Regions from separate parts of the Homo sapiens genome. Here all the other regions are linked to region 3. Evidence: chromatin contacts called from ENCODE Hi-C or POLR2A ChIA-PET data. All regions are on one chromosome and are shown on one strand. Each heading gives the region's core, a stretch centred on a gene start or an enhancer-like site at or near the end of the contact. The rest is flanking DNA. Distances are from core to core; before and after follow the strand shown. Region 1 overlaps LRMDA (leucine rich melanocyte differentiation associated). Region 2 overlaps LRMDA (leucine rich melanocyte differentiation associated). Region 3 overlaps LRMDA (leucine rich melanocyte differentiation associated).

Region 1 (4,022 bases), core at 1,334-3,833, 400 kb before region 3:
AGTCTTCGCTGGTTTTTGCGGGCAATGCAAATACCAAGATGGCCTCTCCATCGTTGAGTTTCTGGCAAGCAAGCAAGCATAATATAAATGTCTGTCTTGCAGTTTCTAGGCATTTCCCCAGACTGAGAGCTCCAGGGCCTAGTAGTGCCAGGTTTCCAGAAGGGATATTAGAGTCCCAAGAAGAAATCTTCTATGAGGCTCTCACAGGCTTAATCTCCATCATACTCAGTAGCCATGACTGTTGATGAATGTGTGTTGAAAATTTCCAAATCTCTCTGTCAGCTTTGTTTATCTACAAAATGGGTGACTGGTTAGATTAAATGAGATTTCATAAACATACATATATATCACAAGGCATAGCATTCAAAAGACATTTAATGATTGGCAGTCTTCTCTTCATTTCTCTTAAGGTGTAAGCACACATTTAACCATCCCTTTCCATGCACAGACTGAATAAAGACTTGGGCAGCCTTCATTCTTGGAATCAGCAGTTTTTCTAATTGTTGATTCTAGAAAAAGGAGCTGAAGAACTTGCCACTTTCCCCATCCGGAGTTTGCCCTGGGCCTGGCTATGTGGATATAAACATGGTCTGTTTACTTGGGGCCTGCTTCCCTCCTCGTCCCTCATGTTTGGTTCACATTCATGGCTATCAATGGCTGTGACTTATTTGGAATCTGTGTGAGATCTGCTCCTTTCTTCTCCTGCCCCAGAGCCAGGCCTGAACTTGCCTTTACCTTGTGACTTTCCTGCTGACTTCTTCTTAGGAAGGAAATTTCTAGCTGTGATCCCATGTTTCCACAGAATCTTCTCATTGATTATCACTGAACTATGGCCCAGAGAGTTTTTAACATGCCCAAGACCTCGTACTCCTCACCCTAAGTCCTATATCCCTTCTACCTCCCCTGCTGCTCTACTCAGGTAGCTTGTGGGACCTCACTGCAGCCACCTGGAGAAAAGAACCCCAGCTTCTTTTGCAGTTTCTCTATCTTTTGCAGTTTCTGCTCATGACTCCCCTTCTAATGTCCAGGCAGTGAACCTCACTGCACCCCCCCCGCCCCGCCACCCAACATGTTGCCAGGAATAGAGTGCTTTGGCCATAAGATCAACTCCCCAAATCTCCCTTAGTGTGATCTTATTATTGGTCCTTTCCATTTTTGATGGGGGGGAAATACCCTCACGTCCTTTGTGTGAGCCTGTGATGGATTAGCACAGCTTGGACGGAGTGTTGCTTTCCAAACTCCTGTGGGTGTGTCTCCAGCTGAATGTTCCTCTCCTGACTTTGATTTCTCTCTTGGTGAGTCGGGGTGTAATTCGCCTTGACATCACTGGCCATCAGCGCCACAGTGAAGTGGGCCTTCTTTGACTCGAAGTGACAGCTCTTGGCCCCTGTGACATTGTTTCCATAGATTTGCAATGAAACAGTTTTATATTTTTCAAAATAGAGTGATCTCCTATGACTGGCATTGATGTGGTTTTCGCCATGGTCTTCTGGAGGGTAAAGCTGTTTCCATTGACCCGCCCTAAATTGATTCCCTTATTCTGGCATCTGGACACATTGCTCTTAGGCTGCCTGGGATGATGATTTTGTTTGTTTGGTTATTTTTAAAATCAGTGTTGGATGCCATAATGTGTTCTGTCCTTGTATGGATCCTTTCCCTATTATTTTGTTGGCTCCTAATATTCCCAGACGTTGGCTGTGCTTCTGGCAACCTTTATACTTCTGCTCTTCTACATTGCATAGCAGACAGCATCCCAGAGAAGAGTCAGCTTGGTACCATCCCCTGGGAGCTTGGTTACTCTAGTGCCTTTCCACAGAGAGAATTTGAGATAGAGTCAGAGGGATATCAGCCTCTTAAACTTTTGTCTATGATGTGGAAATCTTTGGAAAGATGATTAGGGAAAGGTATTGGGCTGTCCATTGGAGGTCCTTACTTTTCAGAGAGGCTTAAATTACAATCTGGTTGTTCTCAGCATTTTCTAAAAATACTTGGAGGCAGACGAGGATGTCTCATCATCCCATCTAAAAAGAAAAGAGTGTTGTGTTATCTCTTTTTTCTTTTTTTCCTTGAAGGCTCTAACCTTTGGACTTTGAAATTTACCATCTTAAGTTAGCCAAGATTGAGTATCAGGGATGGCTTTCCTAATAAACTCTCAGACTTATTAGAAAGTTTAGCGTTTAGAGAAATATTTTAATATTTTATCTAAGCTTGCAACTCTCAGACTCTCACCTGAGTTATATGCTAAAATGTGCTGGGGATTAAAAAAAAGATCAGATTTTCTTTTTTTCCCTGATATGTGCCTTGTGGAGAGGGAACCATGCTGACTTTGTATCAAGTGTAGGGAGAGCCTGTGTCTTTTCTGATGCAGAAAGGCTGAACATGTCCCTAAAGAGTGAGGTTAGTTTTTTTGTTTAGTTTAGTTTAGTTTTTTTTTTTTTTTTTTTTTTTTTTTGCCAAGAGTCTTTCCCCCAGTGTTCAGAGCCAGGCAGCCACGTCTGCCCCAAGATGTCTGGTCTGGGCTTTTGCCTTGTCATTGACTTTGCTGTAAGGATTTTCTCGACAACTCCATGCAAGTGTTTCTGACAGTGGCTCCTCCCTGTGGGTTAAGGGAGGGGGTCCCAGGGGAGCAGACTCCTGGCAGAAGATGTGGGGAGGGCTTGAGCGTGTGTTTGAGAGGAGATGGGATGTCAGGCTCAGGAAACTTCTCTGGAGCTGTCTCCCAAGGCATTGAGAGTATTTACATATAGTCTGGAAAAAAATTAAGACCAAACTTCGCAAAGTGACGGCTTTTCTTTTCACAGCCTTTGTGCGCACATTCTTTTAGATCCTGGCCTGGTTCTTTCTCTCTAGTGGCCACAAACCTTATGGCGTAACTTTCTAAATGGGGAGAAGAATGTCCAATTTAGAGCCTGCACTTAGAAACCTGGGAATAGTTGGTTTGTGAATTTTGGTGGCAGTGAGTAACCCATTGTGTAAGTGAAGACGTTGTTACTGCAGAAGCTGAGTTTAAACATCCTCTTTGATAGTGTTTGTATGAATTTGAGTGTACTTTTCTCCACTCCCTGTGTGGGTTTGTATTCTTTAGTCCCAGCTGTTTGTGATAATTCACTGTCAAATACATAATTAACAATTTTGTAAGTCAAGTTTAGTGATGTTTTTACATTCATGCACTGAATGTCTTTTCTGTCTTAAGCCAGGTCCATCTTTTTAATTTAATGTCCTTCCAGCCCCAGCCCCGAAGAAAACCTGTTTCCAGAAAATTTGTCATTCTAATATCTTTCTAAAGAGGTAACTGTATCAAAGTGGACTTGGGAAACTGTATCAAAGTGGATTTGAGAATACAGATGTGGATTGTGGTGTGGAATTGCTTTGGAATTCAAAGCTGGTAGTGTAGACTGAGTTGATGATGGATCCAGTTGTAAATAATTTTTTTGCAACAGATGATGTCAGTGACAGTTTTATAACTGGGATTACAGTAGACTAGAATAAGTTGTTGGAATATGGGTGAGAAAGCAAGTCAGAACCAAGTGTTTAGTCAATAAAATAAAACCAAAGAGTTAAAAAATTAAGGAATATCTATTTACGTGTTTTATTTGGAAGCACACATTATAGTGGCTTCACCCACAGTGTGCTGTTTTAAGCATTCATTCTAACTTTCTGATCTTAGGAAATTTATTAATATAAACAATCTCTTAGGGTCAAAGGAGAAAACCAAATTATCTTAAGGGAATTCAAAATTCATTTCTGATAAAATATCCCGGTAAACTAGCACTGGAGACTTAACACGATACAGACTCTTTACCTCAAATCAAAAGCAGACATCTTCTTTTGTGGCCCTATATTAGAGAAAGTCAGGGTGGAGATAAGGGTGGCCATGTCCATTATGATTTAAATTCAGTACTTTCTTAATTTTGGAAGATCTTGCCTAGAGTTTATTGGTGCCTTTTGTGATGAATCTGACCATTAAGCATTCTATTTTCTCCTGCCCTAAGTTTACAATTTTTAAAAATTAGTTGCTAACC
Region 2 (4,027 bases), core at 665-3,164, 380 kb before region 3:
CACCTACTGTATCAACATGACATTTTAAAATCTTGGCTTGTTTTCCAGGCCATGAATTTAATTTCTCATTGCTTCACCATTTGGCTTTTATGTTCTCAAAGCGAAATGTTGTCCAACAATAGTTACCACCATCTTGTTAGTCAGGTCCTCTTTCCTGGGCATCCTAAAACCAGATAATTTTAAAAAATTCATTGCAGCCATGGGCACTCAGCCTTGTGCTAATAGCCACCAAGTTCTGACAAAGCAAGTCCGACATCCCTCGATAAGTAAAATCCAAACCTCCTGACGTTGTGTAACAGTAAGCAGATTGGCATGTCTTTGGATTAGTGGAGGCACTGAAGCAAAATGCTCAATCCTTAGTGACCTTTGGCAAATGGATGGGGATGTGTAGCCATTGTAGGTTATCTTTATGTTCACTGTGTAGACACTCAGCCTCTGCCAGGCCAAGACAGAAGCTGTCAGGGCAGATAAACTTAGTTGGGAACTAGCTGTTTTTCTGACTATATCACAGTGCTTTGCAGAACTATTTTGTCTGATAAACTGCTTCTTCTTTAAACTTGTCTGTGAATAGTTCTGTGAAGCATTAAGCTTTCCCTCTTGGGTTTTGAGCTGCCTGTACTTTGTTTTAATCTTTGGGTCTAGAACTGACTTTCTCATAAAATGTACAGTCCACTGTCCTCGGCTGCAGTGTCTTCCGGTGAGTTCCTTTGAGGGAGTCAGTGGGAGATGCCATATCTGGGTCTATCAGACATGTATTCTGGGGGATGTGTGTGTGTGTTTCTTCTATCTGTCCAGGAAGCATTCTGTGAAAATAGGGTCCCCTTTGATCACTTCTTTCTGAGCCCATTAATGCCTGTTTCTAGTTTAAACATAATTCATATGTTGATATAGAATTTTGCAAGCACTTGGAAAAAAAATTTGGGCAAAAGTTCTTACCACTTGGAGTAAAGCTCATACTTTTATTTCCCTCCTCTGCTAGAGAAGTGGTGACTAAAGGCCAGAGATGTTGATTCTGAACACTCTCTCTGCTTGGGCAAGTTGCTTGACTTCTTTGGGCTCAGGTTTGCTCCCCTTTAAAATAAGGTGGTCACATTAGGTGATTTCTGAGACCCACTCTGGCTTTAATGGACTCCAAGCTCTCTAAGACTGAAGCAGAGAATATTTTTGGGGAAGTGAATGAACTGTTGGGTTTTTCTTCTTTCATTCCTATTCCAGGTGAAGATAAAAGACTTAGCCCTCTATTGAGCTGACATGGATTCAGAATTCTTTAGTGTTCAGGCTTTCTTTTAAGCTTCAGACAGGATCGTGAAGAGAAAAACCTGCCCTCAATTCCTTTGCCTTGTTAGTTCTCATATAATGTGCTGCAGAAACTGCTAATTGTCACTTCGAGGTGATGGGTGAGGGTCTGGTCTCTTGAAGGAAAAGTCAAAATTTTCAGTTCCTGTCCCCTTCTTGTTTAGGTAGAGGTGTATTCAAGTCTGATAAAGGAGGACTCTAAATCTAATTTGAAATTAATTAAATTTGCCCCTTCCCCAAAGCAGTGGGGAGTGAGAGAGAGTTGCAGGGTAACAATGTAAATATCCAGTTGAATACAATATACTGTAATAATGAAAATATAATTTTCTGGACAGTCTTGGGAGAGTGCCTGTGGGTTGCCCTTGCATGTGCTGTGTAACATACACATGTACGTATGCTTCGCTAAAGAGCCATCTAGACATAACTTCAATCACAAACACTTATATTGCTAATCTTTTCAAGAGATTTTTCTTTAGTTTTAGTTTATAACTCTAAGTATGATCTTATACTTGTGTGTGAAAATGCACTCCTTGAAACTTGAGCCCAATAACCTGTGTTTGTACATCAGTTTCACAGGACATTGTTTTCAAAAAAATGTCATCGGCATTCCTTTCATTTTTGTTGCCTGCTAGGTATACCCTTTTTCCACGTCTCTCTGACTCAGCCTTCTCTACGTCTGCTAAGAAATTTGTAGTTGTCCAGCATTTGTTTAGTAAAGTCCCCGGGTTGGCCTCTATGTGGACATTTGGTCCCCAGTGCCGGAAGTCACACCCATAGTCAGCGCACTGCCCCTCGTGATCAGGCACTGCCCCTAATGTGTTGTCTTCTTTGGCGGAGGGATGGGCTAATGTGAAGCTGGAAAGCAGATCTTTGGTTGAAAGATTTTTCCTTTGGTGATATAGTAATTTTAATCTGGAATTAGATCATTTCAGCAAGAGGTGGTTGAAAGGTCCAGTTCTTGGCTCTATCACTTACTGGCTGTATGACTGTGGGTAGGTGTCTTAATGTCTCTGAGCCTTACTTGTACATTGGAGACATTACATCTTTACAAGGTTGTCTTAGAGGGTGACTAAGATAATGCTCATCAATCTACTCAGTTTATATAAGTTGAATGGGAGCCACCAACAGTTCTTACCCAGGAGTATATTAAATTTACTAGTTGAATTTTACTCATGGAGCTTCAATACAAATGGGAGGATGGAGGCCACCAGATTTAGCTTTCAACTCTATAATTGGGAAGTTCTGAGTCATTTCCCTTTTCCTTAATACCTGGAGTATTTCATTGTTTGGCTCTTGTCCTCTCCCCTCTCCTTCTCTTTATTCTAGAAATATTTCCTGGCATGAAGATTTGCCAGTTTGTTTGTCTTAGGGTAAGTTTAGCACAAGAAGTAAAACCAAACCACAGTCATACACAGATGTGAACACCAGCATCACCGCACAGTAATGCAACTTAAAAGAAAGTTTGACAGAATTAGAAATCTGACAATGCCTTTGTAGGAGCTTTCAGAGAAAATGGTGGGAGTTTCATATATTTGAAGCAATGAAAGCAAGAATGAGAAAAGCATGTCTTTGAGAAGACAACAGAAGACAATGAAAAGAAATCCTTACAGCTCAAGGATTTGAAATCACAATCATGTGACACTTTTGGAAGCGAAACAGAAAAAAATTAACTTTGCTCTAGTTTTTATGGACTTCTTTTGACTTATTGCATAAAAATAACAGAAATTTCTGGCAAGCGGACTGGATTTCCAAAACTCTTCCCCACGGAGGCAGCGAGGAGAATTGTCTGAAAAGTTATGTGTGTTTGTTATCATGAAAACATTAATAATATTAGGATTTGGCTATAATCCATTTTTACTTTGAGAACCTCGACATTTTAACGGGTACATGTAACTGATAAATCCTTTTTGTGGTTGTCAAAACAAGCAAAGCTAACTTTGTACATTTCCTATTATAACTAAAAGCACTTTGACAGTCTGAAATTGGGTGTATCAGTATGGAGAGCAAACAGCCTATTCATTTTATCACCATACTTCTCTAAGGATTTTGACATTTCTGAGATACATATCACTTCTAAACAGTGAAGCACAAAGTTGGTAAAGGTTGTGATGGCTGCAGTTCATGGAGGTTGACCATCCTGTTGGGATTGCCAGTTCCCTTGGCAGGTGCCTTGCTAGGCCAGCCTGCCATGCATCTGGTCATGTGGAGACCATCAGGAGACCATCGCATGGTCTATCCACATCTTTGAGGCCCAACTGATCATTTGTGGTGTCCTGAGAGCTTTCAGCCATGCTGTAGTCTGGGAGAGTCAGTTTTTGGGTGGGTTCAGGCATGGAGCATCTGATGATGTTGGAGTCAGTCACAATGAACCAGAACCTGAGGTCTGGGCAGGACCAGGCTCTGTGGAGAGAGGCAGTATGCTAGAGTGACTGATGTCTGTTCAGAGGAGGAGAAACATCTCCAGGCAGAGAGAAAGCCATGGTTGGTTCCCCTGCCCTGAAAGGTTTGGGCCTCGCGGTGTCTCTGCCTGTCAGATGTTTCATGTACTGGTCAGTGACATATTTTTAGGGTGGGTCTGGATAAGGATGTTTGGTTCAAACGTGTGTGGAGCCTGGGCCCCTTCACCTGCACATCCCTCATCCCACTGTCTCTCTCCAGCCTGTCCCCTCTGTGACCTGGTCATCTGCTTCTCTCCCTGGAGCTCCCCTCATGTGACCCATCTGTTTGCACT
Region 3 (3,986 bases), core at 1,177-3,676:
CAGACTTGCTGAATGTTACTCTTTCCTGATCTTAGCCACATGGCCCCAGGGAAACCATGAGGAGGCATTCTGGCCTCTGAAAGAATACGAGTCTAGAGGCTGCCCTCCTTGCCACTGGCCAGTGTGCTGGTCCTGCTGTCTGTCCCATGCTTGGATTTATTGGCCGTTTTTTTCTTAGACACTCCCAGGTTTTGGCTGAACAGTGCTCAGTGGATGAGGCAGTACCGAGCCCTCACTGTACACTTAACAGCTTTCTAGGAGTATGGAGGCTGCATGGAGATCCCCTCTTAGAGGGGCCTGGGCAGACAGAAATCATCAGAGAGATCCATACAGAACAGGCAGCAGCCAGCCCTTGCAGGTCTGGGGGCCTAGCCAGGGTAGTAGACATCAGACCCAGGTTAGGCCCTTTAGAACTTCCATGGCCACACCATTTTCTCAATTAAAAATATGGGCAGGGATATTTAGAGTCGAGGAAGTAGGTAAAGATCTTTGTGGAGATCTTGCTTTCTTGATTGGTTTGAGAACATCCCAGCCTTTGCTCCTGGATTTGGGGCCAAATATAGTCCCAAAGAGACAGATGCTTTTGTTTTAGGGTCTGTGGTCAGCTATTCCCCATGTTCGCTGCCCATCTCATGTTGGTGCAGCTCTGTCACCCCTGGTATAGGCTGGAGCTGAGGGAGGAGAGATCGAATTCTTAGCACAGCCTAGATCCAAGGATTGATCCAGGGGTTCTGGAAGTATCCTCTGGTGGTTTTTATGGTACAATGTTCTGGCTGGTTTTTGGCTGGGCAAGGGGCAGGGAGGAATGGCTACAAATTAGAGGCTCCTGCCCAAGGCTGCCAGCCCTACCTGGGCCCGGGCCCTGGCTCTTCCCCTCCATTCTGGTGAGTGGCTCATTTGCAGGGAAAGGATGAAGGTCACTGATTTGTGCCCACCCAGGAGCAGAAGGGACTGGGCCTCAAGGGGCGGCCCTTCTGTGGGGCCCCTGGCCCCCTACCCATGGCCCCCCCATGCCAGCCACTGGCCTGGCCTGGGCAGGGCTGCACGCCTGTTCGGCGCTGCTGTTTTCATAAGCTAATGAGGGCAGAGTGTGAGCCACAGGCGATGATGTTGGGATATTAACTCTGACAGGAAGCTTGATCATAATTATCTTAACGAGGATAGGGTTAATTACAGTGGAAACTTAAAAGTTCTCTCCGTTTGAATCCACTGGAGCCCAATGCGTTGTGATGTTTTGTCATTTTGATGTGACTTTGGAAAAGGCACTGGGATGCTCCCAGCAGCCGCTGCAGCTCCTGGGGGAGCCCAGGCAGAGCCCTGGGAACGAGGGAAGGAGGTAAGAGGATGGTACCTGTGTGTGAGATCCTGGCTGCGTTGCTGCTGGTGGAGGGGGAGGCAGGCAGCCTGCAGGGAGTTCCAGGGGTGCTGATTAGGTTTCCAGAACAATCCAGGCCTGGATGATCTCCCTCCAGCTGGCTGTGCCTAGGTCCTGGGTGAACCTTGCTCTCTCCTATCAGCCCCCAGCCCATACCTCAGACATCGCACTACTCCAGGAAGCTGGTGAGTGATGCTGGACTGACAGTTGGCGTCTCCACCGGGGATCTGGTTTTGGGGTGCATTTTGCTGTCCATACACAAGGTGATAGCAGACAAATTGTCATTTTATTTAACAGCACATATTTGCAGGCACCTGGCATATAGGGGAATGAACTCAAAGATCTACACACATATTTTTTCTCCTATTCCTCCCTAGAAAACAGCAGTAAAAATAACAGTAAAAAAAAAATAAATAAAGGGTAAAGCCACCTCATTCTAGGTGTATGTGTATTGTCGTCCACGTGTCAGCTGGGACCCCCAAAACCTATCTTCCCCAGTACTCCCATTTACTATGCTCTCTGCCCCCTGACTTCTGTGCCCCAGCCCTCAGCTCTGGATCTAGATGATTAAATCCCCAGGAGCACACCACACTGATAACATGAAAACAAGGATTTATTCATTAGCAATCACCCATGTAATATGGTTCTCTTTTTACTGAGCAGCTAATAACGTCACATAGCAAAAAGAGTCTCAAAACCAGACAGGTGACAGGGGATTTGAGACTGATCTTACCAGCTCTTCTGGGAAGTCTCACTCTGGCGTGGATTTCTGCCCCATAGCCCACCCTGAGGGGAAGAAAGGCTGGCTGGATGGAGGTGGGCGCTTCCTTGGTGCTCCTGGGCTCTCCCCATCTTCATGCTGTGTCGTTTTGCTTTATGCCTCCCTGGAGCACTCTTGGAAAGGAGCTTTCTTCTGCTTGCCAGTTGCCAACCATTTGCTGATTCTCATCAGAAGAATCTAATATTTGCATAACGTAACTCAGGAACAATGTGTATTTGGATGCTGCCTTTGAGCGGAGTCCAACTGATGTTTGTGCACAAAGGAATTATTAACCACCCGTAAGGCTCCCTAAGGGGAAGTGGCCTCACCTCCCCTAGTGGTAAACGGGCCCAGTCCTGAGAAGCCTTTTGGCACATCACTCCCTAACCCCTAGTGGAGGAAGGGACTTCAGAAGAGCCCGAAAGTCCCCTGCACAAGCCTGACTTGCTGCACGCCTCCTCTGTGGGTTTGTTCATGGGCCCGTCCCCTGCATTCCAAACACACCCCCAGGGTCAGGGCGTCTGGAAACAAAACAGTGAATAAAAGGAGGAAGGAAAAGAAAAAAAAAACAGCGTATGCTAGTAACCAGTTAGCCGTCCTTCACTTATTCTCGACAAGATCCTATGAGCTGGAAGGAACACAGAACAGGAGAGTTCAGATGGGCTATTGACAGGCCCAAATTCACACAACAGGAAATAGAGGAGCGGAGGCAAAGTCCCAAACCTTCCTGCCTAGATGTGCGTACATTGTGGGTTTTTAAATTTTTTTTTTGTTTGTATTTTTTGTGGGTACATAAGAGGTGTAGATATTTATGGGTCACATGACATATTTTGATACAGGCAGGCAATGTGTAATCATCACATCAGGATAAATGGGATATCCAGCCCTTCAAGCATTTATCCTCACAAGTTGTGTTTTGCCTCTCGGAACCAAGAGGAAAAAGAGAAAGGAGGAGGAAATGAAACACGATGACCTCTGGACCCCTACTCCAAAATGTGTCCCCCCTCGGTGGGGCTGGCAGTGTTGGTTGGAGGAGCAGGCGTGCTCTGGGAGTCGAGTCCTGAGTGGGACCACCCCGAGGTCTGGCAGGAATGGAACATGCCGGCAGAGCTCTGGGCCCAGTGGTATCTACAGATTTAATTACTTACAACACATTTTTATACCTCGTAAGTATTGACTCCCTATTTTGGAGTCCTCTTGGCAGCGATCCCACAAGGGAGCTATGGATGCCTTGGGAAAGATCTGGTGCTGAAGTTCACACTCACAGCAGATGTGCAGACATTGCACACGCAAGCACACGGGGCTGTAATGGAAGCACTATCAGTAAATGAATAAATAGTGTGGACGACATCTCCCTGATTTGTCACATTTTATAGAATAGCCCGGCATCCCCTACGTGTCTCCCTCCCGTCCACATCGTAGCTCAGCTGTCAGCCGGTGCAGGCTCAGCACATCTCCTGGGTCTGGCAGGTGAACGAGCTGGGAGTCTGTGTCTCTGTGTAAGCCCCTCTGCCGGCCGGCTTGCTTTAATTAATGTCTGTGTGCGCCCAGGCAAGCACTTGTGCACAACTACCTCGTGTCACCTCCACCCCCAACACTCATGAGAGCCCATAAAATTAAGAGTTAACTTTCAGCGATGTGTATAAGCAAGGCTATTTTTCCCTTTCTGCTGTTTTTTTTTTTTTTTCCTGGAGCCGGGTACTTAATTCTTTCTGTTGCCTTTTTATTTACTGCCTCAACATCTACAGGGTTGCACTCTACACTTCTTTCAAAAATTAAGTGAGAAATCCACTTTCCATAAATTAAAACAGTAACTTCAGGCCAGGAGCTTTGAAGCAGCAATTCTCCCAA

The links. Hi-C counts contacts between places; a loop is a spot of excess contacts on that map. ChIA-PET counts read pairs that join two places held with the same protein, here RNA polymerase II (POLR2A). Pooled maps may share reads with other maps.
Region 1: a map with no recorded cell type shows a loop between it and region 3 (2.6-fold over the local background). The contact joins two enhancer-like sites. A Hi-C loop is called at or near these places in 1 of 168 maps with a recorded cell type or tissue (PC-3), 2 of 37 single-sample maps with no recorded cell type and 2 of 50 pooled maps. POLR2A ChIA-PET finds 5 or more read pairs at or near these places in 1 of 52 experiments (HepG2).
Region 2: a map of PC-3 shows a loop between it and region 3 (18-fold over the local background). The contact joins two enhancer-like sites. A Hi-C loop is called at or near these places in 4 of 168 maps with a recorded cell type or tissue (PC-3, ascending aorta, mammary epithelial cell and 1 more) and 10 of 50 pooled maps.

Annotation. Positions count from the first base shown.
Region 1 is chr10:75,630,358-75,634,379 of GRCh38, forward strand. The region is part of intron 2 of LRMDA (leucine rich melanocyte differentiation associated); the gene reads left to right. Among named protein-coding and RNA genes, the nearest start is that of MIR606, 80 kb to the left of the region's middle. Within about 2 kb of position 2,584, at least 2 of the 41 ENCODE cell types and tissues checked have a DNase peak (open chromatin) inside an H3K27ac peak, as active enhancers do.
Region 2 is chr10:75,651,962-75,655,988 of GRCh38, forward strand. All of the region lies in intron 2 of LRMDA (leucine rich melanocyte differentiation associated), which reads left to right. Among named protein-coding and RNA genes, the nearest start is that of MIR606, 100 kb to the left of the region's middle. Within about 2 kb of position 1,915, at least 2 of the 41 ENCODE cell types and tissues checked have a DNase peak (open chromatin) inside an H3K27ac peak, as active enhancers do.
Region 3 is chr10:76,031,290-76,035,275 of GRCh38, forward strand. The region is part of intron 2 of LRMDA (leucine rich melanocyte differentiation associated); the gene reads left to right. Among named protein-coding and RNA genes, the nearest start is that of MIR606, 480 kb to the left of the region's middle. RefSeq lists an enhancer at 2,856-3,986. Within about 2 kb of position 2,427, at least 5 of the 41 ENCODE cell types and tissues checked have a DNase peak (open chromatin) inside an H3K27ac peak, as active enhancers do.